Linked DNA regions of Homo sapiens: region 1 is linked to region 2. A link is a loop called in an ENCODE intact Hi-C map of the cell type or tissue named here. Cell type or tissue: heart left ventricle. All regions are shown on one strand. Each heading gives the region's core, and the rest is flanking DNA. Links, peaks and the distances in the headings are about the cores only.

Region 1 (14,916 bases), core at 4,043-12,042, 48 kb before region 2:
AATCCTCAACAAAATATTAGCAAATTGAATCCAACATGTGTAAAAAGATTATACATCATGGCCATTTTTTCTAGGTATGCAAGGGTGGTTCAACACTTAAAAATCAATTAATGTAATTAATCACATAGGCAAAAAAAGAAAAATTACATGATCATATCAATAGATACAGAAAAGATATTTGACAAAACCTGACACCTATTCATGATACAAATTCTTTTTTTTTTTTTTTAAGACAGTCTTGCTTTGTTGCCCAGGCTGGAGTGCAGTGGTGCAATCTTGGCTCACTGCAGCCTCAACCTTCTGGGCTCAAACAATCCTTGCTCTTTAGCCTTCTGAGTAGCTGAGATTACAGGCGTGCACCATCATGCCCAGCTAATTTTTGTATTTTTGTAGAGACGGGGTTTTGCCATGTTGCCCAGGCTAGTCTTGAACTCCTGAGCTCAAGCAATCTGCCTGCCTCGGCCTCCCAAAGTGCTGGGATTATAGGCATGAACCACCACACCCAGCCTGATTTGTGATACAAATTCTTAATAAACTAGGAATAGAGGGGAACTTCCTCAACTTGATAAGCAGTATCTACAACCTACAACTAACATTATACTTAATAGTAAGAAACTCAAAGCTTTCCCATTGAAATCAGGAACAAGGCAATAGGCCGGGTGCGGTGGCTTACGCCTGTAATCCCAGCACTTTGGGAGGCCGAGGTGGGCAGATCACGAGGTCAGGAGTTCAAGACCAGTCTGGCCAACATAGTGAAACCTCGTCTCTACTAAAAATACAAAAAAAAATTAGCCAGGTGTGGTGGTGGGTGCCTGTAGTTCCAGCTACTCGGGAGGCTGAGGCAGGAAAATTGTGTGAACCCAGGAGGCGGAGGTTGCAGTGAGCGGAGATCATGGCACTGCACTCCAGTTTGGGCACCAGAACGAGACCGTCTCAAAAAAAAAAAAGAACAAGGCAAGAAAGCCACCTCTCACTGCTCCTTTTCAACATTATACTGGAAGTCCTATCTAATGCAATAAGACAAGAAAAGGAAAAAAAGGTATACAGGTTGAGAAGGAAGAAATAAAACTGTTCACAGATGTCATGATATTCTATATAAAAAATCTGAAAGAACTGACAAGAAAACTGGAACTAATAAGCAAGTATAGAAGGGTTGCAGGATACAGGGATACAGATGTCAATTGCTTTCTGATATACCAGCAATGAACAAGTGGAATTTGAAATTAAAAACTCATTAATATTCACATTAGCATCCCCCCAAAATGGAATATTTAGGTATAAGTCTAACAAAATATTTGCAAGATCTAGATGAGGAAAACTACAAAACTCTCATGAAAGAAATCAAAGAACTAATTAAGTAAAGAGATATTCTATGTTCATGAACAGGAAGAATCGATATTGTCAAAACATTTGTTCTTCCCAACTTGATCTACAGACTCAATGCAATCCCAATCAAAACCCCAGCAAGTTATTTTGTGAATATTGGCAAACTGATTCTAAAATTTATATGGAGAGGCAAAAGACCCAGAAAGTCAAGTCAGTGTTGGAGGCAAAGAACAAAGTCAGAAGACTGACACTACCTGAATTCAAGAGAGTACGGAGCTACAGTAATGAAGACACTGTTATATTGGCAAAAGAATGGATAAGTAGATCAATGGAATGGAATTGAGAGTCCAGAAATAGACCCATATAAATTATATTCAACTGGTCTTTGATAGAAAAGCAAAGACATGCAATGTGGTAAAGATAGTCTTGTCAACAAGTGGTGCACATATGCAAAAAAAAAAAAAACCTAGACATAGTTCTTACACCCTTTACAAAAATCAACTCAAAGACCTATATGTAAAATTTGAAACTGTAAAACTTCTAGACAACCACATAGGAGAAAACCTAGGTGATCTTGGGTATGCCAGTGACTTTAGATTTTTAGACAACACCAAAGTCAGAATCCATGAGAAACAATTGATAAGCTAGACTTCCTTAAATGTAAAATCTGTTCTGCAAAAGACAATGTCAAAAAGAACAAGAAGACAGTCTACACAATGGGAGAAAACATTTGCAAAAGACATATTTGATAAAGGATTGTAATCCAAAACATACAAAGACAATAAGAAAACAACCCCATTAATGGGCAAAGCACCTGAACAGACAGTACCAAAGAAGATATAAACATAGCAAGTAAACACATGGAAAGCTGTTTAAGATCATATGTCATTAGGGAAATGAAAATTAAAACAACAATAAGATATCACTACACACCTATTAGAATGGCCAAAATCCAAAATATTGACAACCTCAAATGCTGACAAGGACATGGAGCAACAGGAACTCTCATTCATTGCTGGTGGGAATGCAAAATGGTACAGCCACTTTGGAATTCAGTTTGGCAGTTTCTTTCAAAACTCAACATACTCTTACTTATTCCTTATTGTAAGGAACTAAGACCTTCTGTACAGTGTTGAAATATAATGGTTTTTTTTTTTTTTTTGGTTTTTCACGAGAAGGATATAATTCACCATTTTATCTAGCAAGATTTTGAAAACAATGAGAGCATCTCATCTCAGCCACTTTCCTTAGCAGTTCCTGCTTTTATTCATTTGCTTTTTATGTTGCCTCAGACACAGTTTTTATTTCATTAAAACATGAATTGTGCAGATTTGGAGGCAGTTTAAAAAAAATGAAAAGTAACAATAGATAGAGGTAGGGGGTGAGTTTTATTAATATCCTGGAAATTGATCACCCAATCAGCAGTAGAGTCCGTGTTGGAAAGGCAGTCCACACTTCTCCATAGTTCACTCAGCGTGAGGTTCCCTCAATGAAGTTCTCATTTTTAATGACATAGGTCATCATTAGAAAAAGGCCTGGTTGGCCAGGCACAGTGGCTCATGCTTGTAATCCCAGCACTTTGGGAGGTCGAGGCAGGAGGATCCCTTGAGCCCAGGAGTTTGAGACCAGCCTGGGCAACATGGTGAAACCCCATCTCTACAAAAAATACAAAAATTAGCTGGGTGTGGTGGTGTGCGCCTGTTGTCCCAGCTACTCGGGAGGCTGAGGTGGGGAGGTGGGAGGATTGCTTGAGCCCGGAAGGTCAAGGCTGCCGTGAGCCATGATCGTGCTACTGTACTCCAGCCTGGGCAGCAGACAGAGTGAGACCTTGTATAATACCTTGAAAGAAAAAAAAAAAAAAGCAAGAAACAAAGGAAAAGGTCTCATTGTCCGTTCTTAAATGTAAAGACTCTTAGCTTCATCAGTCAGCGTTCACATTGCATCTGGGGTCCCAAACAGCCAACCCCTTACATTAAACTAAATTCTGCTTAACCAGCTCTCACACTGAACTTAGAAGCCAAGAGTTCAGGAGTATGAGCGCTGGAGTCTCCCTCCCTCTTCCTCCATTTTCTACCATCCCATAGTAGTCATGCAGGATTGGGTGGGACCATAGCTTAAGGTGTTGAGGCCAGCACCCAGGTATAACTTGTATGGCTTCGGAGAATTTCCTGAGCATATGGTTTTCCCCATCTCAGAGACCCGTGTAGTACTGGACGCTGGGACATTGGAACAGGAGTGTAGGAGAAGACCCACAGATTGTCCCCTTGTCACCAGCCCTATCAATCAATGCACACCAAAAACTGGAGCACCAGGCTCCTGAGGCAGTGATGGGGGGAGTAAACTGGAAAGGCTGACTGGGGCCTAATGTGTGCGGGGGGGAGTCTTTATTCTTATGTATTCTTTGATAACAGAATCATTAATGAGAGCATTGTCCGGATTTAGTCTCAGGTTTCACTCGTTAGGTTGAAAATGTGAAAAGCCTCTACCCCTTTAGCTACAAGTGAGGAAACCTGGGTATAAAAAGGAGGCCTGGAGTTCTTGTTCTGGCTCTGCATAGCGTAAGCACAGTGCCGGCATTTTACTATTAAATAATAAGAATGTGTGGACCACTTTCTGTGTTCCTGGCACAATGGATGCACTTTGTATGTGGCAGCTCATTTCAATCTCAGAGCTTCCTTCTCTTTTACAGATTAAATAAACAGAAGCTCAGAAAGGTTAAATAACTTGTCTCAAGTTACACAGTCACACTGTAACAGCCAGGATTTGAAACCAGGTCTATCTGACTTCAGAACCCATGCTCCTAGTCACCTCAGGTCTGCCCCCTAAAAGGGTTTGCTTTAGGGGTTCAGTTTCCTGGGGAGGGGTTTCCAGTTGCTCTCTTTGAGGTTTCTCATTTCCTCCTGAATTCTTGGGTCGTTCTTTTTCCCCTTAGTCCCCCTAACTTTCTTTGTAAACCTTAGTTCAGCTGATCAATGTACCCTCCGCCAAACGTACCGTAAGAAACAAAAGGGTCATCTAGACCTCAGGCATGCAATAGGTGAGGTAAAATTACCTCTAAGGTTGCCTCCTATTTTCAGCACTTGGAAGTACCTGCTGTGTTTCTAGGCCTATGCTTGGGGCTGTTGTGTACAGCTATGCAGGTTGTTCACTGCAGAGATGCTCCCTTCTTAGGGGGTGAATGCGGACCAGACTCTAGCATGAGCTTCACTTGCCAAACTGCGTGCCTGAGGGGAAGGCACAAAGACACTGGATGGGTTAATGGTAGCCCTGACTCTGCTGGGCTCAGGGGTAAGTCTGGCCCTTGGGTAGCTTTCTTATCTTTATTTAGAAAAGTATCCCCATGAAATAATGGAAGCCGGGTCTGCAGCTCTGCTGTGTTGCAGGTAGTGTGAGGAGTGCAGCAGGTGCTCAGCTACCAAGAATTACAAGAAGATCAATGTTCATGAATGATATACATTTGAAAAGTTTACATGTATTAAACTTTATTGACAGTATATATTTGTGTTTATATGTGCACATCTATAAATATAAAAGCAGATTCACATCATTCTCCTCCCTTGTATTCCAATACACTTTCTTGAGGGGTACATAAAAGGTTGGAATTTGTTAGCTCCTTCAGAGTTGCAGAGAACCCTAAATATGCCCATATATGTGTCATGCCATGTCCCCTGTCCAGGATCATGGCAGAAAAAGATCCAGAGCTGTGGAATTCGCGAACAAATGGTAGCAATGTAGTCCCTTGTCCATCTCTAGCTCTCACTTTTCTTTTCTGGTATCCAGCAGCCTTGGTCCCTGGGCTCCCTGGATGTCTTCATTTACTCTTAAAAAAAAAATTGAGCTGGATTTCATGTAACATTAACTTTTAAAGGGTACAATTCAGCGGTGGCACATGCATGTAGTCCCAGCACTTTGGGAGGCCGAGGTGGGCAGATCACTTGAGGTCAGGAGTTCAAGACCAGCCTGGCCAACATGGTGAAACCCCGTATCTACTAAAAATACAAAAATTGTCCAGGCGTGGTGGCACACACCTGTGATCCCAGCTACCTGGCAGGCTGAGGCAGGAGAATTGCTTGAACCTGGGAGGCGGAGGTTGCAGTGAGCCAATATTGCACTCTGCACTCCAGCCTGGGTGACAGAACAAGACTCCATCTCAAAAAAAATAAAAAAATAAAGTGTACAATTCAGCGGCATTTAGTACATATACAATGTTGTACCACCGTCACCTCTGTCTAGTTCCCAAATATTTCCGTCACCCCTAAAGGAGACTCTGCCCATGCGCGTTAAGCAGTCACTCCTTCCCCTTCCTCAGACCCTGGCAACCTCTATTCTGCCTTCTGCGTCTGTGGATTTACCCAGTCTTGTGTGTGGCTTCTTTCACTTAGCATGACGTTTTCAAAATTCATCCATGTGTAGCATGTTAGTACTTCATTCGTTTATTCTATTTATTTAGAGACAGGGTCTTGCTCTGCCGCCCAGGCTGGAGTGCAGTACAGATCACGGCTCACTGCAGCCTCCAATTCCTGGGCTCAAGGGATCCTCCCACTCAGCTTCCTTCACTTTCAATTTTTTGTAGAGACGGGTTCTTGCTGTGTTTCTCAGGCTGGTCTCAAACGCCTGGCCTCAAGCGATCCTTCCACCTCAGCCGCTGAGAGTACTGGGATTACAGGCGTGGGCCATCGCTCCTGGCTTTCATTTATTATTATTATTTTTTTAATTATTTTTTTGAGACGGAGTTTCGCTCTTGTTGCCCAGGCTGGAGTGCAATGCCGCGATCTCGGCTCACTGCAACCTCCGCCTCCCGGGTTCAAGCGATTCTCCTGCCTCAGCCTCCTGAGTAGCTGGGATTACAGGCACGTGCCACCATGCCTGGTTAATTTTGTATTTTTAGTAGAGACGGGGTTTCTCCATGTTGGTCAGGCTGTTCTCACTCAGGTGAACCGCCCGCCTCGGCCTCCCAAAGTGCTGGGATTACAGGCGTGAGCCACTGCACCTGGCCCCTTCATTTATTTTTAAGGCTGAATCATATTCCATTGTATGGATATGCCACGTTTTGTTCACCCATTCATCTGTCAATGGACATTTGGGTTGCTTTCACCTTTGGCAATTGTGAATAATGCTGCTATAAACACTGGTGTACAAATATTTGTTTGAATATCTGTTTTCATTTCTTTTGGGTATAGACCCAGGAGCGGAATTCCTGGGTCCCGTGGTAACTCTGTTTAACTTTCTGGAGAACCGGCTTTGTTCATTGTTGTTGAGCACCGAGCCAGGTGGTCACTTTTCCTCATGCTTGACCTCCCGCTCTTTGTGTCTAAGTCAGGAGGTAGTCATTTTGTTTGTCTTGTTTTCAGCACCAGCATTCCCAGGCCCTGCATCCCTGGGCTGTTTTTGTTGCTCTCCTGTTCAGTAGCACAGCCACTCTAGAAAGTGTTTTGATTCTTTACCCTAACCACTTCCTAGCCTGTTTACAGCCACTGGATTCCTAAAGTCTCCTCCTGGGTATGACACACACTCGATTTCTCAGTCTCTTCTGATGCCTCCCCACCCACAGCTTCCAAACCCACCCCTGATTTCCCATTCAGTGACTAAACAATAAACAAACCTTCCTCTACTTCTCCAGTTTTATACACACACGCCCCTTCACTGCCCTGTCGGTTGCGAAGTTCTTCATGCTGTCTCCTGGGCTTACTAGTACCTTGGCAGTGCCCCACAGTTGCCCCTGAAGAGAGATTGTTTTTCTGTCTTTCCATTCGATGCTGTTTCTGATTGCGTATCATGAAGCCAGCCTTGTCACTGGCTCTTCCTGCCGCTGAGAGGTGATTTTGAATGAGATGCTATCCCTCCCCAGCTACCTCTCCACCATGTCCGCCCAAGTCCAGTTGTCACCCAGAGCCCAGACACTTCAGAAGCAGCTCACTGAGAGGCCACTGTGTGCTGGCTTTGGATGCTCCAAACCCTCTACCATGCACTAGAATGATGCCCTCTGGACCACGGTTAATTTAAATAACTCCATCTGTGGCCCCATCTCTAGTTGACTTCCTGTTTTTGTTTTGTTCTGATTCCTGTGTGTTGTCCACACCCACATTGCTAGTTTTTTACTAGCTTTAGGAGACAAGGATCCCTGTGTGTATAAGATAATGGTCTTGGGGCAGGAGGAACAGGCATCATAGAAGGAAGAAAAGTTCCAGATTGGAATGACAAGCTGAGAAAAAGCAGTATGTGGGGCGACGCTAGCTGGTGGAAGACCTGGAAGACGAAGGTGGAGGAATTTACCTTTGATAAAGCAGCGTTTATAACTTTGTCTTTTTGGATGTTCCCGCGTCTGTCTTTAAGAGGTTCCTTCAAGCACGCTGGACAGCCAGGGGCTTTCACCGTGGGTCAGAGAGCACCATTCTCGTGCATGGTACAGGGCTGGGAGCGTCCAAAGCCAGCAGACTGTGGCCTCACAGTTTCCATTGCCCTACCCTGGAAAGAATCTTCATGATGGTGTCAGCTGGACAGTAGAATTGGGAAATCCAATGATGAATGGCAAGTTGGTGGATCTGGGGACAGGATAATGGAGCTTTGGCATACAGAGAGGACACAAAATCTGGTGGGGTATTCTAGAGCAGGGCCCAGAGCCCTTCATAATGTATAATTTGAGATGAGAGTTTTGGGGGAGGATAGAGGGGCATTTAGGGATTGGTGCTGTCCCTTCAGGAAGTTTGAGCTGGTGAGCAGGTGGAATCATGGAAATTGCCTACCTGGCTGTGGTCACTCTTACCTTTGTGTATTTAATTTAGGGCAGTCAAAAACTTAAGATCCATGCAGGTAGCTTCAGTCAAAGAAGCAGATATAAGTGTGAACACATACTCTGTGTGAGGTATGAGGACTGTGGTGCAAGGGGAGAGCCCGTGCTCTCACTATCTAGAACAGTCCTAGCCCGTGGAGCCCGTGCTCTCACTATCTAGAACAGTCCTAGCCCGTGGAGCCCGTGCTCTCACTATCTAGAACAGTCCTAGCCCGTGGAGCCCGTGCTCTCACTATCTAGAACACTCCTAGCCCGTGGAGCCCGTGCTCTCACTATCTACTAGCCCGTGGAGCCCGTGCTCTCACTATCTAGAACACTCCTAGCCCGTGGAGCCCGTGCTCTCACTATCTAGAACACTCCTAGCCCGTGGAGCCCGTGCTCTCACTATCTAGAACACTCCTAGCCCGTGGAGCCCGTGCTCTCACTATCTACTAGCCCGTGGAGCCCGTGCTCTCACTATCTAGAACAGTCCTAGCCCGTGGTAGGCACTCAAACAAAACAATATTTGTTAAGTGAATGAATAAAGGAGTGGTCACTTTATTGGCTCCAGCGCTTACTTTCCATTTGGTTATAGGCCCTGTTTTGCCCATTTGCCCTACTTTTCAAGAGAAACAAGAAATTGAGGGTTTTATGTGAAATTTCCCAAGTTTTAAATGTTGGCTCAAATTTTTCTAAAATACAGTGAGCTAAAGTCAGGAGGCAGCTGTTTTATTTTTCTTGTTTTCAGCACCAGCATTTCCCAGCCCTGCCTCCCTGGGCTGCTCTTGCCGAGGCTTGCTGGCCATTCTCTTGTTGCTCTCTTGTTCGATAGCACAGCATCCTCTAACGTTAGGATTTTGCAACTTCTAACTTAAGGCTTTCACCTCCAGCAGATGCACAAACTTTTAGGAGAAGCAGCTTTTTTTTTTACGTTTAATTTTTTTAAGAGTTGGGGTCTTGCTCTGTCACCCAGGCTGGAGTACAGTGGAGCAATCATACCGCACTGCAGCCCCAAACTCCTGGGCTCAAGCGATCCTCCCGCCTTGGCCTCCCAAAGTGTTGAGATTACAGGCATGAGCCACGCCCAGCCAGAAGCAACTCTTTAAAATCTTATCTTTCACTTATCAACCTGGATAAAGGTTCTGAAAGCAAGTTTCAACAGGAGGTTCATGGGAGGATCACATCTAAGGTTCTGATGCCTTAAATTGTGGTTGTGGCTTGGTTTCTCTAATGGCTTTCTGCTGAGCCTAGTCCTGCATGTAACAGGGCTCCAGTGGCAGGTGGTGGGAGCCAGGATAACTGAGCTGGGCAGAATGATGCAGTGGGCAGAACCTTGGCTTTCTAGTATGGACATTCGGCTGGTACACACCTTCCGGTCATTCCACTTATGCTGAAATACTGAAATATTTCTGTATTGGGAGGTAAATAGCTACTGCCCTGAATCCCGTGGGTGCCCCAACCCGGGACCCACCAGGCCTTCATACTATCCAGCAATGAATGGGGTCATGCCTGGCTACAGTGTGTCTCTAGGACCGTGCTTCAAGGCCAGGGCTGGCATCCATTCTCAGTGCTCAATGCCCGTATTATGGTGCTGTAAGCATTTTGAACTCACCCCTGGATAAATCTGAATTTGAATCCTGGCTCCACTGCTTTTTTTTTTTTTTTTTTTTGACACAGGGTCTCACTTTGTCACCCAGGCTGGAGTGCAGTGGCAAGATCTTGGCTCACTACAACCCCCACCTCCCAGGTTCAAGCGATTCTCCTGCCTCAGCCTCAGCCTCCTGCGTAGCTGGGATTACAGGCTCACCCAGCCACTCCCGGCTAATTTTTGTACTTTTTGGTAGAGACAGGGTTTCACCATATAGGCCAGGCTGGTCTCGAACTCCCAACCTCAGGTGATCCACCCCCCTCAGCCTCCCAAAGTGCTGGGATTATAGGCGTGAGCCATTGCGCTGGCCCCACTTTTTACTTGGCTAAGTATTTACTGACAAATTACTTAATCAATGTCTCTCAGCTTATTTCCTTCTTCCATAAAAGAGGGTCTTTCCTCCATAAAAAGGAATACTACTACTAAAACTAATCTATTTGCAGGGTTGTTGTGAAATGTAAGTGTGTAACTGAGATAAGGCTACTGTTATTATTCTACACTCTAAACAGGAAAACAGCATCCTTTGTACCTTATCTTTATACAAAGGCTTGGAGAAATAGGGATCAGATTAGCCAGGTGTGGTGGCGCACACCTGTTGTCCCAGCTACTCGGGAGGCTGAGGAGGGAAGATCACTTGAGCCCAGGAGTTCGAGGCTGCAGTGAACTATGTTTGCACCACTGCACTCCAGCCTGGGCAATAGAGTGAGACTCTGTCTCAAAATAAGAAAAAGGAAAAAGAAATAGGGGTCAGAGAACTAGAGGCTGAGGATTGCACAGTGACATGACCCACTGGGTCCCAAAAGTCGGTGGTGCCCAGTTGGCCACTCAACTAGGGAGATTGTTAAATACAGATGCCCCTACATTTAGAATGAGAAATTCTAATTCAGGAGGTCTGGGTAGAGTCCAGGAATCATTGTTTTTACCAAGTGCCCTGTGATGATCCTGATTAAGAGCTGAATCTGGGAACCATGCTGTTCTCTTGTCGGTCATCTCTGCCTGTGTTTCTTCACACAGAACCGGTGCAGGCGGTACTGTACTTACGGCAGGTGCTCAGTCCACCAGGGTGACTTGATGGATTCACGTGAATCCATGAGTGGGCCTGGGCCAGCTGAGGCAGGGCCTTCCCCTCGCCCTTTATTGCTGCCTCTGTCACAGACTTCATTCCGTCTCCTAGGTGGGATCTAGGCCTCTCCTAAGGCTGAGAGCACAGGACAGGGGAGAACAAGCCTGAGCCTCTTGCTGGGCTTCAGGATAAACCAGACACACAGAATGAGGATTGAGTTGCCTTCCCAGGAGGTGGAGATCTGAGCTAGGCAGATTAACTTGTTTATGAGGGTGTTCTCCATTGCATTCCCCCCGGGCATGGACCCAGTTGGCTGACCTTGTGTGGACCACCTGTTGACAGGGCTTCCTGTGTCCCAGCGTCCTGCAGCCCTCGGCATCAGGTGCTCTGACTTGGAGCAACTGTCGTAGTTAAGCGCCTCTTCTGCCTGGCAGCTGCGCTCATTGCCTCCTAATTATACGCTCTGGGGCCTCCCTTGAAGGTAAAATATTATATCACAGCTTTAGGGGTCTGCTTCCAGTGTTGCATTGGTTCCAAATGATGAGGACAGGCAAGAGGTGTAGGGACACAGGGCTGAGAGACATGTTAAGAGACGGATACAAAGGGATTGGAAAGAGAAAGGAGAAACAGGCGGGTGAAAGATGAAATGTTAAGAGAAAGACTGAGGAAGAGGGAGGCCAAGAAAGACATGAAGCAAGGGAAGTTAAAATCTGGAAGGCAGTGAGTGGTGTTCTTAGCACAGATTTGCAGAGGGTAGCGACCCTTGCTATTATTTCAGGAGGAGTGACACGTGAGCACTTTTTCCTTTTTGTTTAAACAAGTTCTTTTATTTTATTTTGTCTTTTTGAGAGGGTGTCTTGCTCTGCCACCCAAGCTGGAGTGCAGTAGTGTGATCATAGCTCACTGCAGCCTTAATTCCTGGGCTCAAGCAATCCTACCACCTCAGCCTCCAGAGTAGCTGGGACTACAGGCGTGAGCCACTACCCTGGCTAATTTTTTTATTTTTATTTTTTGTAGAGATAGGTTCTTGTTGTGTTGTCCAGGCTGGTCTCGAACTCCAAGGCTTAAGCTATTCTCCTGTCTTGGCTTCCCGAAGTGCTGGGATTACAGGTGTGAGCCACTGTGCCCTCCTAAACAAGTTCTTGAGTAGGAACTAGCAGCTAGACAAGATGCAGTGACTCAACAGAGGCAATAATAGGAAGTTTTGGGTTTGCAGCTGCTGGCTGATGTTTTCTACCCTGTTTCCCAGCAAGGAAATCCTGGGGATTGTGAGCGTGTGCGCAGTGACTCACATGACCACAGCCTCCCTGGTTTACAGTCCCAGCCCTGCATACCTGTTCTCTCACCGACACACCTATCCGCTCAGTGACCACACCTCACAATCTCAACTCTGCCCCAGCCACCAAGCCATGGCTGCCACTCACACAGCCTCTTTTTCACTCTGTTGACAGCCACCTCCCTCCTCAAAGCCCATGTTTCCTGGGAGCTGTGACTTCTCTGCCATCAGCTGTCAAATCCTCCGCAGGCTCTTGCATAAAGCATTTTTCCTGTCTGCATCTCAGATTTCTGACCTGTAAAATGAACCTCAGGCTCACTGCTCACGCCTCTTTGCTGTGTGGAGCAGTGAATTAATGTCTTTAAGGAACTTGTTGCTTGTTGGATGAAAGATGCCAAAGTCAGCTTTGCTCCTCCACCCCCACCTGCACTCCTAACAGCCAAGCCCTCCTTTCTTACTGTTTACCATACAGATAAGCTCGTGATGACTAGAGCAAGTCATTTAAGGTCTGTGAACCTGGGTGGACCTCAGTTCCCCAATCCACTGATCTCTGAACAGCTGCCTCCCATTCACCTGGCAGCATTTGACACTGTTGACCACCTACTGCCTTCTTCTTAAAAGTGTAAAAGTGGCCGGGCATGGTGGCTCACGCCTGTAACCCCAGCATTTTGGGTGGCTGAGGTGGGTGGATTGCCTGAGGTCAGGATTTCGAGACCAGCCTGACCAACATGGTGAAACCCCGTCTCTACCAAAAATACAAGAATTAGCTGGGTGTGGTGGCACGCGCCTGTAGTCCCAGCTACTTGGGAAGCTGAGGCAGGAGAATCACTTGAACCTCGGAGACAGAGGTTACAGTGAGCCGAGATCATGCCAAGGCACTCCAGCCTGGGAGACAGAGTGAGACTCTGTCTCAATTAAAAAAAAAAAAGTGTTAAAGTAACACATGCTCATTGCTTAAAAAGAAAGAAAAGTGAAGGCTGAGGCAGGAGGATCACTTCAGCCTGGGAAGTCGAGGCTGCAGTGAGCTGAGATTGCATTACTGCACTCCAGCCTGGGCAACAGCGAGACCCTGTCTATAAAAAAAAAACAAAAACAAAAACACAATTTTTCAAAAAAAAAAAAAAGAAAATGAAATCCAATACTATACACCAGAATTTAAGTAAAATATAAAGACCACTAGTCCTCTCACCTCTATACAATCATGAAACGTGTCTCAAATCCAGCCTCCTCTCTCCACCCCGCAGCCGCCCCCCCGCCCCCGAACTCTTTTTTTCTGAGATGGCGTCTCACTCTGTTGCCCAGGCTGGAGTGCAGTGGTGTGATCTCAGCTCACTGCAACCTCCGCCTCCCGGGCCCAAGCCATCCTTCCACTTCAGCCCCCAAATAGCTGGGACTGTAAGCACGGGCTACCATGGCTGGCTAATTTTTAGCCCGGGAATTTGAGTCTGCAGTGAGCTTTAAATTGCACCCCTGCACTCCAGCCTGAGCAACAGAGTGAGATTCTGTCAAAAAAACAAACAAACAAAAAAACCCCACATACTGTTATTAATTATCATCACCATGTTGTCAAATCTTCTCTTTCTGAACCCTTCTGCCCTTAATTCCCTTAACCCTTCTGTCTCTTAACCCTTCTGCCCTCCCCCACAAAAACCCTTGTGTGAAAATGTAGTCTTAAAAAGAATTCATCACAGGTTTTTTTTTTTTTGAGATGGAGTTTCGCTCTTGTTGCCCAGGATGGAGTGCAGTGGCGCGATCTCGGCTCACTGCAACCTCCGCCTCTTGGGTTCAAGCGATCCTCCTGCCTCAGCCTCCCGAGTAGCTGGGATTACAGGTGCACACCACCACGCCTGGCTAATGTTTTCTGTATTTTTAGTAGAGACAGGGTTTCACCATATTGGCCAACATGGTCTCAATCTCCTGACCTTGTGATCTGCCTGCCTTGGCCTCCCAACGTGCTGGGAGTACAGGCGTGAACCACCACGCCTGGCCTCACCAGAGGTTTTAACAGATGTTCTATACTATGTAATGAGTGAATTAATTAGTTATTTGGTAGCTCTGTTTTGAGACAACTTGGGGCTTCCCTCTCCTCCTAGAATTAACTAACAGCTGGTGAAAGAGCAGAGGGACAGTGACCACCAGGCCAACCTCGCCCAGAGAACTGACAGCAGCATCAGCGGCTCTTACAGCAGCCCCCTTTCCTCTGTTCCCACTGCAGCCTCCAACCCTGGACTCCCTAAGCCCAGAGGGGAAAGGAAGGGCCGTCTGCCCAGCCATTTGAACCCTGATCCATCTTGGATTGGAGAATTGCTTTGGAGAAACCTGAAATCAAGAATTGGCGCTTGCTGAGATTTGCCTGGGGGAACATTTGCCCCATCCTTGAGTTTGGCTTTTGCATTTTCTGGCCTTTCTCATGCTTTCCTGTCCATTTTCAGAATGTTCCCACTGCATGAAGTATTGTCTCCCTGCCACACTTCATTGTCATGGGGGAGAGTGTCCTGAAGACCCTTGTTTCATGTTGCTGGGGCCCAGGATTGCTGTCTGCAGAGAGATAGGGGTCTGAATAGGTCTACCTCTCAAATTATCCTGCTTCTGGGGTTGATAGGAGTTGGGGGAGGAGACTGAGGAGCTGGAGACAAAGCTCTGTGGAACCCACCAAGGATTTTAAACCCTCTCCCATGAAGAGCCCTAGATCAGTGACAAGTGGGAGAGTTGCCATTTGCAACTCCATCCATCTATTTTTGTCTTCTTTCATTTGCATAGATCTGAGCCAGGTAAGCATCAGCTGATACTCTTCTTATAAATCAGATTGTAACCCGATTTGTCTGTCTCATTTT
Region 2 (14,916 bases), core at 6,040-14,039:
TCCAGGAAGAAAAGAGTCCATTGTTAAATAAGCTTTTAAAACTATAATATACTACCTTGCCTTCCTGGAAATGTACATTAGCATATGAAAGAGTATGAGAAGTTCTGCAGCCATCTGTTTAACTTGGTTTAGCTCAGCATGTCTCAAACTGAATTGCTTTTTTCCATGAAATGCCTATTATACTCTATGAAACTAGTGCTCGAGGATCCATAGAAATGCTGTAACGAACATGCACTGGGAAACTCTGCTTTAGAAAACTTACAGGAAGCAGTTAAATGAATAAAAGTTATCAGAACCATCATAATATCTTTCATTTTTACAGGCTTTGATAGATTGTGTGTCATCTTTTGGTTTTTTATTTTTTAGAGACAGGGTCTTGCTTTGTTTCCCAGGCTGGAGTACAGTGACACAATCATAGTTCACTGTATCTTTAACTTCTGAGTAGCTAGGACTACAGGGATGTACCACCGTTGCCTGGCTAATTTTTAAAATTAATTTTTATAGAGACAGGGTCTCACTATATTGCCCAGGCTGACCTCAAACTCCTGGCCTCAAGCGATCCTCCTGCCTTGGCCTCCCAAAGTGCTGAGATTACAGGCATGAACCACCATACTTGGCCCCAGATTCTTTTTCTTTTGGTGAAGAAACTGAGGCTCAAGGAAGTTAATTAACATACACAAGATTACCTTGAGTAAATAAATCGTTATGTCAAGATTTCCGAGTAGCACGGTGCTTTGGGGATGAAAATTTTAAATTTGAGTTTCCTATTTTACAACTTGTTTAGAACCCAGCGTCTTTAGTCTCGAGGCCCTGCGGACACAGATTACTTTTCTTGGCTGGGTGGTACGGGCTAGCTCATTGTCTTCATCCATACCTATCATAGGTGGAGCTCTTCAGCCTGGGTGGTTTTATTTGGAATCCACCCACTTGCTCTGGGGCAGGAGTGAAGGAGGCAGTATTGTACTGAATGTGACGTTAGTTATCCACACTGTGAAACTACCTCCTTTTAAAGCCCTGGGAGAGGATGGATTACAATGCTGGCACACCTGCACTAGATGACATCACCAGGTAATTATGCCCCGCCCTACCTGGAGATAGTACTTTGAAAAGAACTTGCTTTACAGATCATTTGGTCTGGTGATCCAGCCTTCTCTCCTTTAAGGATAGCATGGATCCTTTTTCTTAATAAACCAATTATTTTGAAAGCTTATAGCGCCATAACATTCTACATTTATTAATAATTAATTTATCCACTTGTTTTTGCCAATCAAGGCCATATGTATAAACATATAATGAAACAAAAACAGTGAACAAATAGTAAACAGTGATCAAAATTGGGCTGGGCTTGGTGGCTCAAGCCTGGAATCCTAGAACTTTGGGAAGCCGAGGTGGGAGGATTGCTTGAGCCCAGGAGTTCCAGACCAGCCTGGGCAACATGGTGAGACCTTGTCTCTACAAATAATAAAAAAAAAATAGCTAGCCGTGGTGATGCACGCCTGTGGTCCCAGCTACTTGGGGGGCTGAGGCGGGAGGATTGCTTGAGTGTAGGCAGTTAAGGCTTCAGTGAGCCGAGATTGTGCCACTGCACTCCAGCCTGAGTGACAGAGTTGAGAACCCCATCTCAAAAAAAAAAAAAAAAAAAAAGAAATATTGGCTATTTTAGTAAGTGTGTATGGCCTTTTGGTGGTAAATGACTGATTTCCATTTTTAAATACTAAAAATAGCTTACAAAATATTCATTACAGTCTTCATGGATGTTCAGGGGTTCACTGATCCAATCCTCTTATTTTATCAATGAGGAGAATAAGGAAGGAAGGTCCTGGAGAGGCCAAACCACACGCAGTCACACAGCTGCATTATGGTGCCAGCTGGCATCCAGCCCAGCCTTGCAGTCTCGCCACATTCTGGGGACTTCTGTTCCCATCCCCTTGCCTGTCCTTGGCCAGCAGGAAGTTCCCAGGTTAATAATACACATCGTTTATTGAGCATCTACTACTGTCCGGGAGCTGTCAGGTTGTTCTGTTATCCCTCTTCCAGATAATGGCTCAGAGAGGTCAGCTCAGGGTCACAGAGTTAGTGCAGGGCCCTGCTAAAGGTGAGCAAGGGCAGGAGATGAGAAAGATGACGATGGCCTCCTCTTTCACTGTTTCCCTGCCCCGAGCTTTGGCTGGCAGCCCAGGGTCTCTGAGGCCAGAAGTCACTCCGGAGACTCAGCAGCCTCAGACGTTTTACTTGGTGCACCAGAGGCTGACTGATCAGATTGGATGGCTAGGGGCCTGGGCTTCATGGAGTGACTGTTTCAAAACTTGTTCACACCAACACTGATCACAAGACGCTCATTAACAAACCCCAGTGCCAATCTGTTCATGTGTTGGTAAATACACTGCTCCATTCACCAAAATGCTATGTCTGCCAGCCAGGCCACTCCCCAAACCCAAGATAGTTACAAGAAAGAAATTTGGTGAGTACAAAGTCAGATCAAAGCAAGTGAGATCAGAGTTCTCGTGGGTTGTTCACACAGGCTTTGAGAAGGCAGTGTCTCTCTTTTGTGGACAGAGCTGTGACACAGACTCCTTCCTGTTCTCAGCCTTTCCTTTAAAAAAAAAAAAAAAAAGAAAGAAACAGCTTTATTGAACTGTAATTCACATACCATACACTTCACCCATACACTTCGTTTAAAGTGTACAATTCAAGGCTGGGTGTGGTGGCTCACACCTGTAATGCTAGCACTTTGGGAGGCCAAGATGAGAGGATCGCTTGAGGCCAGAAGTTTGAGACCACCCTGGACAGCATAGGGAGACCCCATTTCCACTAAATAGAAAAATGAGCCAGCTGTAGTGCCGTGTACCTGTAGTTACAGCTACTTGGGCAGCTAAGGAAAAAGGATTGCTTGAGGCCAGGAGTTTGAGGCTGCAGAGAACCATGATTGTGCCACTGCACTCCAGCCTGGGCAGCGGAGTGAGACCCTGACCTTAAAAATAAAATAAAATAAAATAGATCGAGTACCTCGAAACTCTGAACAGGACATAGGAGTTCCTGGTGTGTAGGAACCGGTGACCTGATCACCCTGCTGTGTTCCTCCGGGGGAGGCCCCACTGCCGCATGAGTTAGAACTGAACCACTAGCCAGGTACCCTTGGTCTTGCGAGTTTGACTCTGGTTGAGTAGCAGAGGGTATAGCGGAAGCAGAGGGCCAGTCAGCACTCATGTCCTGCGATGGGCTTCCGAGTGCTCCTGGAGGAGGCTGACGGTGCCTGCCTTCGTGCGCCTCTGAACCTCGTACCTCTGCCAGAGCCCCTGGCGCAGGTGACACCCTTTTGTTTACATGTCTGCCTCCTTTGAGGACCAACCTCTCTTTCATCTTTAAGGGGTACAGTGCAGACACTCAGTGCTAATAGAATGGAGGAAGATACTGTTCTGGGCTTAGCTCCTCCAAGCGTTTGTTCATTTAAATAATTAGGATGTGCAGGGAACACAGGGGAGGGAGCTGTTCCCTCTGCCTGGGGACGTCATAGAAGGCCTCGGAGAGAACTATTTGAGAAGAGCTTTGAAGGATGAGCAGGAGTTTGCCACGTAAGGAAGAAATGAATGGGCCTTCTAATCAGGAAATTGCATTTGTAAAAGCATGGAGAAGGGAAACAGCATGACGATTTTGGCAAAGACAGGGTTTTGATGTGGGTGGAGCAAAGGTGTATGGCAGGGAGTGGTGTGAGGTGAGGCTGGAAAAGGTAGGTCAGACTCCGTGTGCTGGGTGAGGCTCTGTTCTGAAGCCTTCTGGGAAGCTTCAGAGGTTTTTTTTCTTCTTTTTTTCTTTTCTTTTTTTTTGAGACGGAGTCTCGCTCTGTCGCCCAGGATGGAGTGCAGTGGTCGGATCTCGGCTCACTGCAACCTCCGCCTTCCGGGTTCACACCATTCTCCTGCCTCAGCCTCCCGAGCAGCTGGGACTACAGGCACCCACCACCGCGCCCAGCTAATTTTTTGTATTTTTAGTAGAGATGGGGTTTCACCATGTTAGCCAGGATGGTCTCGATCTCCTGACCTCGTGATCCGCCCGCCTCAGCCTCCCAAAGTGCTGGGATTACAGGCGTGAGCCACCGTGCCCGGCAGCTTCGGAGGTTTTAAGCAGCAGAGTGACTTGGTCAGATCCGAGCTTTAGAACGAGAGTTCTGGAAGCGGTGAGGACTCCGTGTGGGGGAGAAGCTGAGATCCAGTTGGAGGCTCTGCTGCGGCCCAGTGAGGGCCCGGCAGGGCCGGTGGATATTCCTGTGTGACCCACACCCCTGCACGATGCCCTCCCCTCTCCCAAGGGTTACTTGCTGTGTGTCCTTGGGGAGTCAGTTTACCTCTCTGAGCTTCAATGTCCTCACCCTTAAAATGAGAGGGTTCCAACAGATATCTTCTCCAGCACTTCTGACTTTGGAAGTTTCAAAACCACCATTGGCCATAGACATGCTCTGGTGCTTGGAGTGACCAGTGCCCCTCCCTGGGCCTTAGTCACTGCTGGACAATGGAGCGAGTGGGCAGAGGGCAGGGCTGGTGTGCTGGAGTCCCACGTCCCTGCCAGATACAAAGTCTCCAAGACTCAGAGGGACACAAATCCTTGGGGGACGGGGTGGTTCTCATCCCAGGCCCAGGGAGGAAGAGGGTGCCTTCTGGCCCCTCAGAGACCCCCACCTACAGCCTGAGAGTGGGGTGAAGCATGGTTTGAGGGCTAGCCTAGTGCTGCACAAGGGCCTGGGCTTAGCCAGGTAGCTCCTCTTCCCACACTGCCAGCCTCTCTGCCTGGGGCTGCCTGCATCATCTGATGATCCCTTTGCTCAGGCAAGAAAGGCCCTGAGGGTGAGGCAGGAGTGGCCAGCCAGTGCCTCCCTCGGCCCTCCTCTCCCTGCCCAGTCCCCCCCCTCACCCCCCCCCACCCCCCCCCACCCCCCGGCCTCTGGCCTCCAGGCTGAACACAACAGGCTTCTCTGGTGGCATGCCCTCCCCCACTGCCCTCCCTCCTGGGATCTGTATCTCCTAGGGAGGGGGCAGAAAGAAGCCTTTGGAGGAGACAGCTGAGTCTTATAAACTGAACTTGAGGATTTTCCCCCAAAGTAGCACAATGTCCCCATTCTTTCCTTCCTTGAAGCCTTAACCCGCCACCCACCTACCCAGCCTACTTTCCCTCTCCCATCCGTTCCAGTCTCCCACTTCTGTTTCTGTGAGTAACGGCTGCTTCCCAAGGCCCACATTCCTGGCATTGACCAGGCCAGTGTGCCCCATTAGCGCCACACTCTGCTGCAGGGCAGGGAGAGACAGGTTCTCCTGCGTCTTTCTGGATCCAGCATTGAGGCAGTGTTCCCCAGAGGCTGCGCCCACCCCACCAGCCACACCTGGGACCTCGGGCACTCCTGTTGAGGAGTTATTCCCTGCCCCCTCCTCTCCCTGCCTGCCCATCCTCCCTCCTACAGATCTCTTGTAGAACTTGTGCCACTTCTTCTTATCTGGGTGTCCCCTCAGAGCTCCTAAGGGCAGCCCAGATTTTGCTATCTCGTGGGCATGGCGGGGAGGCCAGGGCAGGCTGCTGGTAGGGAGTCACCAGGCCCCACCTCCCACAACCTGGACAGAAGCCCTGGGGGAGGGGAGGACATGGGGTGATCCGAGGCCCACTGTCAGGATGATTGGCACAAAGTCCCCACACTTCCCCTCTCCTCTCAAATTTCCAGCCCTGCCACCCACTCAGAGTGCTGGCTCCTGCCTTCCCCCTTTCTGGGGAAGGGAGCCCTCTGCTCAGGGCCTCCAAGCCCAGTCCTGCAGAGGAGAAAGGGGTTCCAACCCAACTGGCACTGCCCCGAGGCTGTCCCAGGAGCAGCTTGCTCAGAATGAGTCTAGGAGGCCTCAGAGAGCTGTGGGAGACCAAGATGCTGGGAAGCCCAGATGGGCCCCAGCTCACTCCTGCAGTGCCTCCCAGCTGCTTCCCAAGGGGAGCCAGAAGCATGGAGACCACTGGGTAGATAAGGTTTCACCGGCAGACAGCTGTGGCGCTTTCCTCTCCTCAGGATCAGGGATGGGGAGGGGAGGAGAGCAAGTCTTTCCTGAAACCCCAGCCGGCTCCTCCTAGTTCCCTGTCCTCTCAGCTATTCTGTCACAACCATTGTCCCCGTTGCCTGGGGAATGAACACCAGCCCCCTTCCTGCATGGGAGGTCCAGGGAGAGTATGTGTGTGTGTGTGCATGGCCAGAGCAGACCTTGTCCCCAAGGCCAGGCCATGGGGTGAACATCAGCACCAGGTTCCTGAAAGAAGTGCTGGGTGCTGGGCTGGGAATGGGATAGAGTGGGCCGGACCCGCACAGTGAGAGGAGCACCGGCCCCTTTCTGCCCAGCCTCCCGGAGCTGAGGAGCTGGGATGGGCATGGGGTGGTCACGCTCCCGGAGCTGAGGAGCTGGGGCAGGCATGGGGTGCTCATCCTCCTGGAGCTGAGGAGCTGGGGCGGGCATGGGGTGCTCATCTTCCCGGAGCTGAGGAGCTGGGGCGGGCATGGGGTGCTCATCTTCCTGGAGCTGAGGAGCTGGGACGGGCATGGGGTGCTCATCCTCCTGGAACTGAGGAGCTGGGACGGGCATGGGGTGCTCATCCTCCTGGAACTGAGGAGCTGGGATGGGCATGGGGTGCTCATCCTCCTGGAGCTGAGGAGCTGGGGCGGGCATGGGGTGCTCATCTTCCCGGAGCTGAGGAGCTGGGGCGGGCATGGGGTGCTCATCTTCCTGGAGCTGAGGAGCTGGGACGGGCATGGGGTGCTCATCCTCCTGGAACTGAGGAGCTGGGATGGGCATGGGGTGCTCATCCTCCCAGAGCTGAGGAGCTGGGGCAGGCATGGGGTGCTCATCTTCCCGGAGCTGAGGAGCTGGGATGGGCATGGGGTGCTCATCTTCCCGGAGCTGAGGAGCTGGGGCGGGCATGGGGTGCTCATCTTCCTGGAGCTGAGGAGCTGGGACGGGCATGGGGTGCTCATCCTCCTGGAGCTGAGGATCTGGGGCGGGTGTGGGATGCTCATCCTCCTGGAGCTGAGGAGCTGGGGCGGGCATGGGGTGCTCATCTTCCCGGAGCTGAGGAGCTGGGGCGGGCATGGGGTGCTCATCTTCCCAGAGCTGAGGAGCTGGGGCGGGCATGGGGTGCTCATCTTCCTGGAGCTGAGGAGCTGGGACGGGCATGGGGTGCTCATCCTCCTGGAGCTGAGGATCTGGGGCGGGTGTGGGATGCTCATCCTCCTGGAGCTGAGGCTCTGGGGAGGGCATGGGGTGCTCATCCTCCTGGAGCTGAGGGTCTGGGGCGGGCATGGGATGCTCATCCCCCTGGAGCTGAGGATCTGGGGCGGGCATGGGGTGCTCACGCTCACTCACCACTGGCGTCTCCGCCCTGCAGTTCCGGGGCCGTGCCAACCTGCATGTGTTTGAAGACTGGTGTGGCAGCTCTATCCAGCAGCTCAGGAGGAACCTGCATTTCCCACTGTACCCCCATGTGAGTGCCTGAGGGCTGCCTTGCCCACCTCCCTCCACACCTGCCTCCTCTGCCCACTTCTGTCTCTCATCTTTCCTTACATCTTTTCTGGTCCATATTTTCTCCTTTATCTCTTGAGCTCTCTTTTTGTCTGCCCATAATAGTTCCCTTGTTTCCTTCCTAGGGATCCTTTCAATTTCATCCCCTGCATCATTTCAGTTTCAGGCTCTCTGGCTCACAATATAGTGTACCCAGGGCCACCATGTACAGTTGTGCTGGTTGTGCACTGTACAAGGTCTCCTGGACAAAGAGGCAAATGGGAACTGAAATTGAGCCTGCACTCCACTCACAAAGCCACAGCCCTGGTCCCTCCTGTCATAGTCCCCTCCTGGTCTTCCCGCCAATCCTGGCGGGAAGTTTCCTTTTCCCTCTTCTGGGTAACTGTTTCCTTCCCCTTTCTTGGCATAGATTCGCACAACCCTGAGGAAGCTTGCTGTGTCCCCCAAATGGACCAACTATGGCCTCCGCATCTTTGGCTACCTGCACCCCTTTACTGATGGTGAGGCCAGCCCCAAAACCCCATCCTTCTTCCTGCTCTAGAGTTCTGCATCGGACCCAAAGAACATAAGATAAGGTTATAGGTAGACTGGACTAACTTCCTGTTAGTCCACCCTCAGGAAGAGAGGGGAAATTGAGTCATATTGCGGTCTTGTCCAACTCCCACAGGCTGCTGCTTTGCTCCCTGGTTTGCAGCCTGGAACCAGCTCATCTCTCCATATAAGTCTTCTCCATCTTCACACTGTCTCCCAGGATGTAGAAACCCCCACTTTACAGAGAGGGAAGCCACAGCATCAAGCACTGAAGGGAATTTAATCGCTAAGACACTCACAAAAGCCTCCAGCTTTTATGCTGATGCCCTCCTTGCCCTCATCTGGAAACTCTCCCCGCTGCCCAGGGAAAATCCAGTTTGCCATTGCTGCAGATGACAACGCGGAGTTCTGGCTGAGCCTCGATGACCAGGTCTCAGGCCTCCAGCTGCTGGCCAGTGTGGGCAAGGTAAGGCCAGCTCAACCCCGGTCCCTCCCATCTGCTCCTGGAGCCTGTTCATTGAGTCCTCCAGCAGCTGCTCATTACTGTTAGCATCTCTGGTGTGACAGCGGGGAAGAAGGGGTGGAAAAGAAGTCTCCTCCCTCACCCCTACCCCTCTACAAAGGGATAAACTGAGGATGGGGAGGAGTGAGGAGTGGGGAGGAGCGAGGTGTGGGGAGGAGCGAGGTGTGGGGAGGAGTGAGGAATGGGGAGGAGCGAGGTGTGGGGAGGAGCGAGGAGTGGGGAGGAGTGAGGAGTGGGGAGGTGAGAGGAGTGGGGAGGTAAGAGGAATGGGGAGGAGCGAGGAGTGGGGAGGAGCGAGGAGTGGGGAGGTGAGGAGTGGGGAGGAGCGAGGAGTGGGGAGGTGAGAGGAGTGGGGAGGTGCGAGGAGTGGGGAGGTGAGGAGTGGGGAGGTGCGAGGAGTGGGGAGGTGAGAGGAGTGGGGAGGTGCGAGGAGTGGGGAGGTGAGAGGAGTGGGGAGATGAGAGGAGTGGGGAGGTGAGAGGAGTGGGGAAGAGTGAGGAATGGGGAGGAGTGAGGAGTAGGGAGGAGTGAAGAGTGGGGAGGAGTTGGGAGTTAGGGTGGGGAGTTGTGGGAAAGTGGGGAGTGAGAAGGAGGGAAAAGCGGGAAGGAGTCGGGAAGAGGGAAGAGGAGGGGGGAATGAGAAAGAGGGAGCAGTGAGAAGTGGGCAGGGGGTGTGAGAGGAGGGAGGGGGGTGTGGGAGGAGGGGAGTGGGGAGGTGGGGAGAGGAGTAAGGAGTGGGGAGGTGGGAGGAGTGGGGCAGAGAGTGCGGACAGGGAGGAGTGGGGAGCGAGTCTGAGGCTGGGGAAGGACCACAGCGATTCGGCTTGGGACACCCAGCGCAGCATCTCTGGGGCCCTCTGGCCTTGGCCGGGTGCTGACTCGCGCTGCAGGTCATCCGGCTGCTCCGGGCTCCTGGCAAGGCGGGCTGCCTCCTGCGTGGGCAACGCTCACTCCTTCACTCCCTTCTGTTTTCTCTCCTACCTCTCTCACCTTCATTCCGCCCGTCTTCCTCCCTTTTTCTCTCACTTCTTGGTTCTCCTTCCTGGTCTCGCACTCACCGCCTCGCGTGCTTCCTGTTTTCTCTGTTCCTCCCTCCTCTTCTCTCTTCCACACCTCTAGACTGGAAAGGAGTGGACCGCCCCGGGAGAGTTTGGGAAATTTCGGAGCCAAATTTCCAAGCCGGTGAGGTGAGTGAGGGTCAGGACAGGCGCTGTGGGCGCCTCGGTGCCTCGGTGGAGCCCGGCTGCGCCCCTGTCCGCCAGCCCAGCTGCCGACTCCAGAGCTTCCGTGTGTCCGGCACCCACACGCTCCCGGCAACCGGGTCTTTGGCTCAGAAGCCGCGAGCCCATCCGTCCTCGTTTCACAGATGGGGAAACTGAGGCCCAGAAGGCCGTGACTTATTGCAGGTCACGCAGCTCTTTAGTGACACGCGGGACTGGAAAATAGGTCTCCTTCCTCCCAGTCCTTGCCCTCCCCCGTTTCTCCACACCCACAACAGCCTGGACCCCGGACCGAGGTCCCCCTCGGTCGTCTGGGGACACGAGTCCCTTTCCCTTGCGGGGAGGGAGCGTAGCGCGGCCTCAGAGCGCCCCCTGGTGGCCCACGCGCGCTCACGCAGGCGGGAAGAGCGGGCGTTGCTGGGCGTTGCTGGACGTTGCTGGAAACGCTGGGAAGGACGGGCGTGGGGGTGAGGAGAGGTGGGGTGCAGACACAGCTAGATGGAAGGAATACGTTCTGATGCTCGACAGCACAGTAGGGTGACTGTAGTAACAACAATGGATTGTGTATTTTCAAACAACTAGAGAAAAAGATTTGGAATATTCCCAAAACATAGAATGCCAAGTGCTCCAGGTGGGTGAAGGGATCCTAAATCCCCTAGCTTGATCCTCACTCATCCTACGCATGCAACAGAAGGCCGTGTGCACCCCATAAATATGCACAAGGGTTACGTATCAATAAAAATAAATTTTAAAATTTTAAGGAGACAATCTTGCTTGCAAAGAGCACTCGCGTGCCAGCTGCCGTGGTGGGTACGCCGTGTGCAGCTCCGCAGAGCAGCTGGTGCGTGGTCCCTGGGGCAAGTCGGCCGGCGGAATCCCACCTCCACCCCTCATCACTCTGGCAGACTACCCAAGCCTTCTGTGCCTCTGTGTTCTCCTCTACGAACAAGGATTACATGAGGTCACATATTGAAAGCATTTAGAACAGTGTCTGCCACAGTCTCTGAGCTCTAACGGCTTCTGTTACTGTTCTTTGGGTTCTTCCGATCATCCTGTGGAGGAGGTACTCTGATTATGCCCATCTCACCAAGAGAAAACAGCTCACACTGTTAGCAAGTGATAGAGTGGGGGCTCGAACCTAGGCAGTTAACTCCTGGCATTCTAAGAGCAAGGAGAAGGGATGAGGGAGTGTAAGGTGCTGGAAGGGGGTGGGACAGAGCCGCGACCCCAGGGCCCATGGAGATGGCGCTCTGCTTCCCTGCCCTCTCTCCCGCCAGCCTGTCAGCCTCCCACAGGTACTACTTCGAGGTGCTGCACAAGCAGAATGAGGAGGGCACCGACCACGTGGAAGTTGCAGTGAGTTTCCTGCTGCTCCCGCCTCTCCCAGCTCAGTTCCTGGCACTCATCTCCCCTTGTCCCTTGACCCCTGTTGGAAATCCAGCTACCTCCCACCTTCTGCATCTACCCTCTCTCTCCTCTTCCAGTGGCGACGGAACGACCCTGGAGCCAAGTTCACCATCATTGACTCCCTCTCCCTGTCCCTCTTCACAAGTGAGTAGGCTCTGGCCCTGCCCTGGAGATGGAGGCCAGGTGGGGACAGCCTACCCTGGGGGATTTGGCAGGGGAGGAGGGGAGGAGGGGAGGAAGGAAGCTCGAGATGCTTGGGACACGGGTATGAAGGGGTCCAGAACAAGAGTGGGACCTTATGACCAGGAGTCCTTAACTCCCCAGGGTCAGTGACCCCTTTGAGAACCTGCTAGAAGCTCTCTGAGCCCTTGCCTCAGAAAAATGCCCTTGTCTACCCACCCACACACAACATTTTGAATACAACTTCAAGGGAGTCCAGAGACTGTGAGCTCACACCAGATCTAAAAACTCTGAGGCTGGGTGCGGTGGCTCATACCTGTAATCCCAGCACTTTGGGAGGCCGAGGTAGGAGGATTGCTTGAGCCCAGGAGTTCGAGACCAGCCCAGGCCACATAGCGACACCTCATCTCTACAAAAAATTAAAAAATTAACTGGGTGTGGTGGCGCATGCCTGTAGTCACAGCTACTGGGAAGGATCGCTTGAGCCCAGGAGTTCGAAGCTGAAGCTACAGTGAGCTGTAATTGGGTCACTGTGCTCCAGCCTGGGCAACAGAGCAAGACGCTGCCTCAAAAGCAAAACAAAACAACACAAAAAAACCCTCTGAGCGAGTCCAATCCCCTATTTTCCAGATGAGGTAACCACGGTTCTTGCAAAGCCATGGCCAGGGCAGAGGAAACCTGTTCACCTGCCTTCAGTGCACAGGAAGCGACCTCTTTCTTCAATGGCATTTTCCATTTCATATCATTTCCTCAGTGAGACTCCCATCCTCAGGCCCCGTTGAAAAACATGCCATCCATAGGCCTCCGTGGCAGGTGTAGACAGATGCATGAACCCGGGAGACAGAGAGCAAAGAAGCAGCCAGCCCCCCACCCCCCTTCTCTGTGGCTGCTTTAACCTGGATGCTGAAACTAGATCACCTGGCTTCAAACTCAGCTTGGCCACCCGTCTGTTGTATGATGTTGGGCAAATGACTTAGATTCTCTATGCCAAAGTTCCTTATCTGTAAACTGGGAATGATCGTAGTACAGAAGGCATGTGGTGCTTTTGGAGATTAGAAGGGTTCATATTTGGGATATTCTTAGAGCAGGGCCTGGCTTATTATTAAGTGCTCTGTAAGCGTTCAATAAATTAGGCGTACTTAATGCCACATTTCTAGCAGTCCGCAGTAACACATTTTGAGAAAGAGGTGTCTTTTTCCGAGTACGCAACACAGTCGTGTGGGTCAGCCGTGGGGCTGGCAGAGGGGGCCGAAGGCAGATGAATCGTGAAGCCACCGCTGTGGCGGGGGCCAGAGGGAGTGTGGCTGCGCACATCCTACACCGTCGCCGCTGGAGTCAGGAGCCCCTTCTGCGTCTCTTCCCTCCCCTTCAAGGGCAGTGGGCTGCTGCGCTCCAGGCCACACAGCCTCCTGCTTTCTTTCCTCCCTGCGCCCAGATGAGACGTTCCTACAGATGGATGAGGTGGGCCACATCCCACAGACAGCAGCCAGCCACGTGGACTCCTCCAACGCTCTTCCCAGGGATGAGCAGCCGCCCGCTGACATGCTTCGGCCTGACCCCCGGGACACCCTCTATCGAGGTAAGGCCTCGGCCAGCGCTTGGCGTCCTTTCTGGGGACACTGCACTGCCAGGTCCACTGCTGATGGTGGAGAAGGCTTGAGAGACCTGCCAAGTATCCCAATCACCGTAGAACTTTTTATCGTCCTTGTAACATAGAACATGCATACAGAAAAGAGAGCATGTAAATAAGTATAAAATATTTACGTGTAATTTTACAATTCTGCATATCATTACAGAGTGAACGTTTGTGGAACCACCACCCACAACAAGAAATAGAGTTAGAACCCGGAAGTCCCCCACACATCCCTTCCCAATCTCACACGTCCCCGCCTCTTACTGCATTCCAACTCTTGTCATCCAAGGAGAGAAATACGTGGACACCACAGTGTTAGAGTCTTAATGCATGATTCCTCTTGGGAGTGTTTACATTTTAAAAGACGGCCAAGATGGCCAGGCATGGTGGCTCATTCCTGTCATCCTGGCACTTTGGGATGCTGAGGTGGGAGGATCGCTTGAGCCCAGGAGGTTGAGGCTGCAGTGAGCTGTGATTGAACCACTGCACTCCAGCCTGGGTGACAGAGTGAGATCCTGTCAAAAAAAACAAACAAACAAAAAAAACAACAAAGTTTCTTTACTCCTCACCCCTCTCAAAAAAATGACAACTGACGCTAAGGGGATGTTCAGCCCATGGTAGGAAATCCAGTTATCGGTACTGTACGAGGGAGGGGACCTTCTGGCCTCTTAGAAGTTTCTAGACCTTATTGAGGCTATCCCTGCACAGTGACTCTAAGATCAAACGGTGCCTTGTACCTGGGGCTGTGTGCTGAGTCCTCTGCTGCCAGGGTGCTCCTCAAATGGCCCTGCTCCAGGTGCGTGGGGCAGCCTCCAGCTGGCAGCCTCAGCCACAGACGTCGGCAGAACACAGCTGCCGCTTGCGAATACAGAAAGGGCCCTGCTCAGGGCAGAGGACTTCAGCCCCAGTTTCGTGCTCACCCTCACCCTCACTCCTCCTCCTCCACTGTCCTCAGTGCCTCTGATCCCCAAGTCGCATCTCCGCCACGTCCTGCCTGACTGTCCCTACAAACCCAGCTATCTGGTGGATGGGCTTCCTCTGCAGCGCTACCAGGGACTCCGGTTTGTAAGTCTTGGGCCTGGGTCATGGAGAGCAGGGCTGGCAGAGGGATTGCTGCCTGTGACTGGGATGGGAGGTGGTGAGGCTGACTTTCCCATCTTCCCAACATCCCATCCCAGCAGACAGGACGTCCTCACAGGTCCCTGGGCTGGGAAGAACTTGCACTCCCAGATGGACCGCCCTGAATAGACTGTCCAGCAGAGCCTGCACGTGGGTGCTCTGCCTCAGGGCCCCCCAACACACACCAACTCAGCCCAGCCCCGTGATGATATCAGGTGGCCTGGCTGAGGCTTCTTAAGCTCCCTGCTCCAAGGGCCACACAACCCTACCCTGCCTGGTCAGTCCCGCCAGCTAGTGAGCCAGCAGGACTTACTAAACCCAGAGACCAGGCACTGGGGGAAAAAGAGCTATGGAGGGGAAGTTAGCTTTAAAGAACCCAGAACCCATGCGGAAGCCAGACAGGCAGCGTGGCCACTCTCCTGTGCATCCAGATCTAGAGATGATTATAAGGAAGAGCTGGAGGGCAGAAGAAAGAGGTCAGGAGGCATCACCAGGTCAGAGAATGGCTGGGGTGTAATTGAGAAGTTCTTTGGTGGTGGTGACCACGAGCTATGTTTAAGGGGGCAAAGGAAGCAGTGAAGTAAATAGGAAGAGGGGTTGTTCTAGGGCTGTGGGAGGTTGCAGGTAAAGGTTCAGAGGTTTCAGGAGAGGATCAGGTGGCAGAGGGAGGAAGGAGTGGTTTTGGCTGAAGCTGAGGGACGGGAGCTGGTTCAGGAGGGGAGATGTGGACCAGGGGCTTGACTCAGGGTTGCATTTGGTCCATAGGGC

The links. Peaks named below come from ENCODE experiments on the same cell type or tissue, not always from the same donor. Only the 100,000 strongest peaks of a DNase experiment are listed, where the experiment ranks them.
Region 1: a loop joins it to region 2, with 2.2 times the contacts of the local background. A loop is called at or near these places in 27 of 110 quality-filtered maps.

What each region holds. Positions count from the first base shown.
Region 1 is chr12:491,121-506,036 of GRCh38, forward strand. All of the region lies in intron 1 of B4GALNT3 (beta-1,4-N-acetyl-galactosaminyltransferase 3), which reads left to right. Among named protein-coding and RNA genes, the nearest start is that of B4GALNT3, 39 kb to the left of the region's middle. RefSeq lists an enhancer at 10,440-11,155. In heart left ventricle, for the core only: CTCF peaks have their summits at 8,943 and 9,143; no DNase peak of the experiment used is centred there; H3K4me3 peaks cover 502 bases; H3K27ac peaks cover 1,192 bases.
Region 2 is chr12:536,938-551,853 of GRCh38, forward strand. B4GALNT3 (beta-1,4-N-acetyl-galactosaminyltransferase 3) reads left to right here. Exons shown (of 20, transcript NM_173593.4): 4 at 7,402-7,497; 5 at 7,945-8,035; 6 at 8,432-8,532; 7 at 9,709-9,776; 8 at 11,087-11,165; 9 at 11,294-11,360; 10 at 12,832-12,975; 11 at 13,985-14,094. Among named protein-coding and RNA genes, the nearest start is that of B4GALNT3, 84 kb to the left of the region's middle. RefSeq lists enhancers at 1,342-2,071, 2,072-2,801, 4,990-5,718, 5,719-6,447, 9,346-9,880. In heart left ventricle, for the core only: CTCF peaks have their summits at 10,175 (motif pointing left) and 10,374; DNase peaks (open chromatin) are centred at 9,584, 10,174, 12,954, 13,854 and 2 weaker places; H3K27ac peaks cover 2,484 bases; H3K27me3 peaks cover 1,290 bases.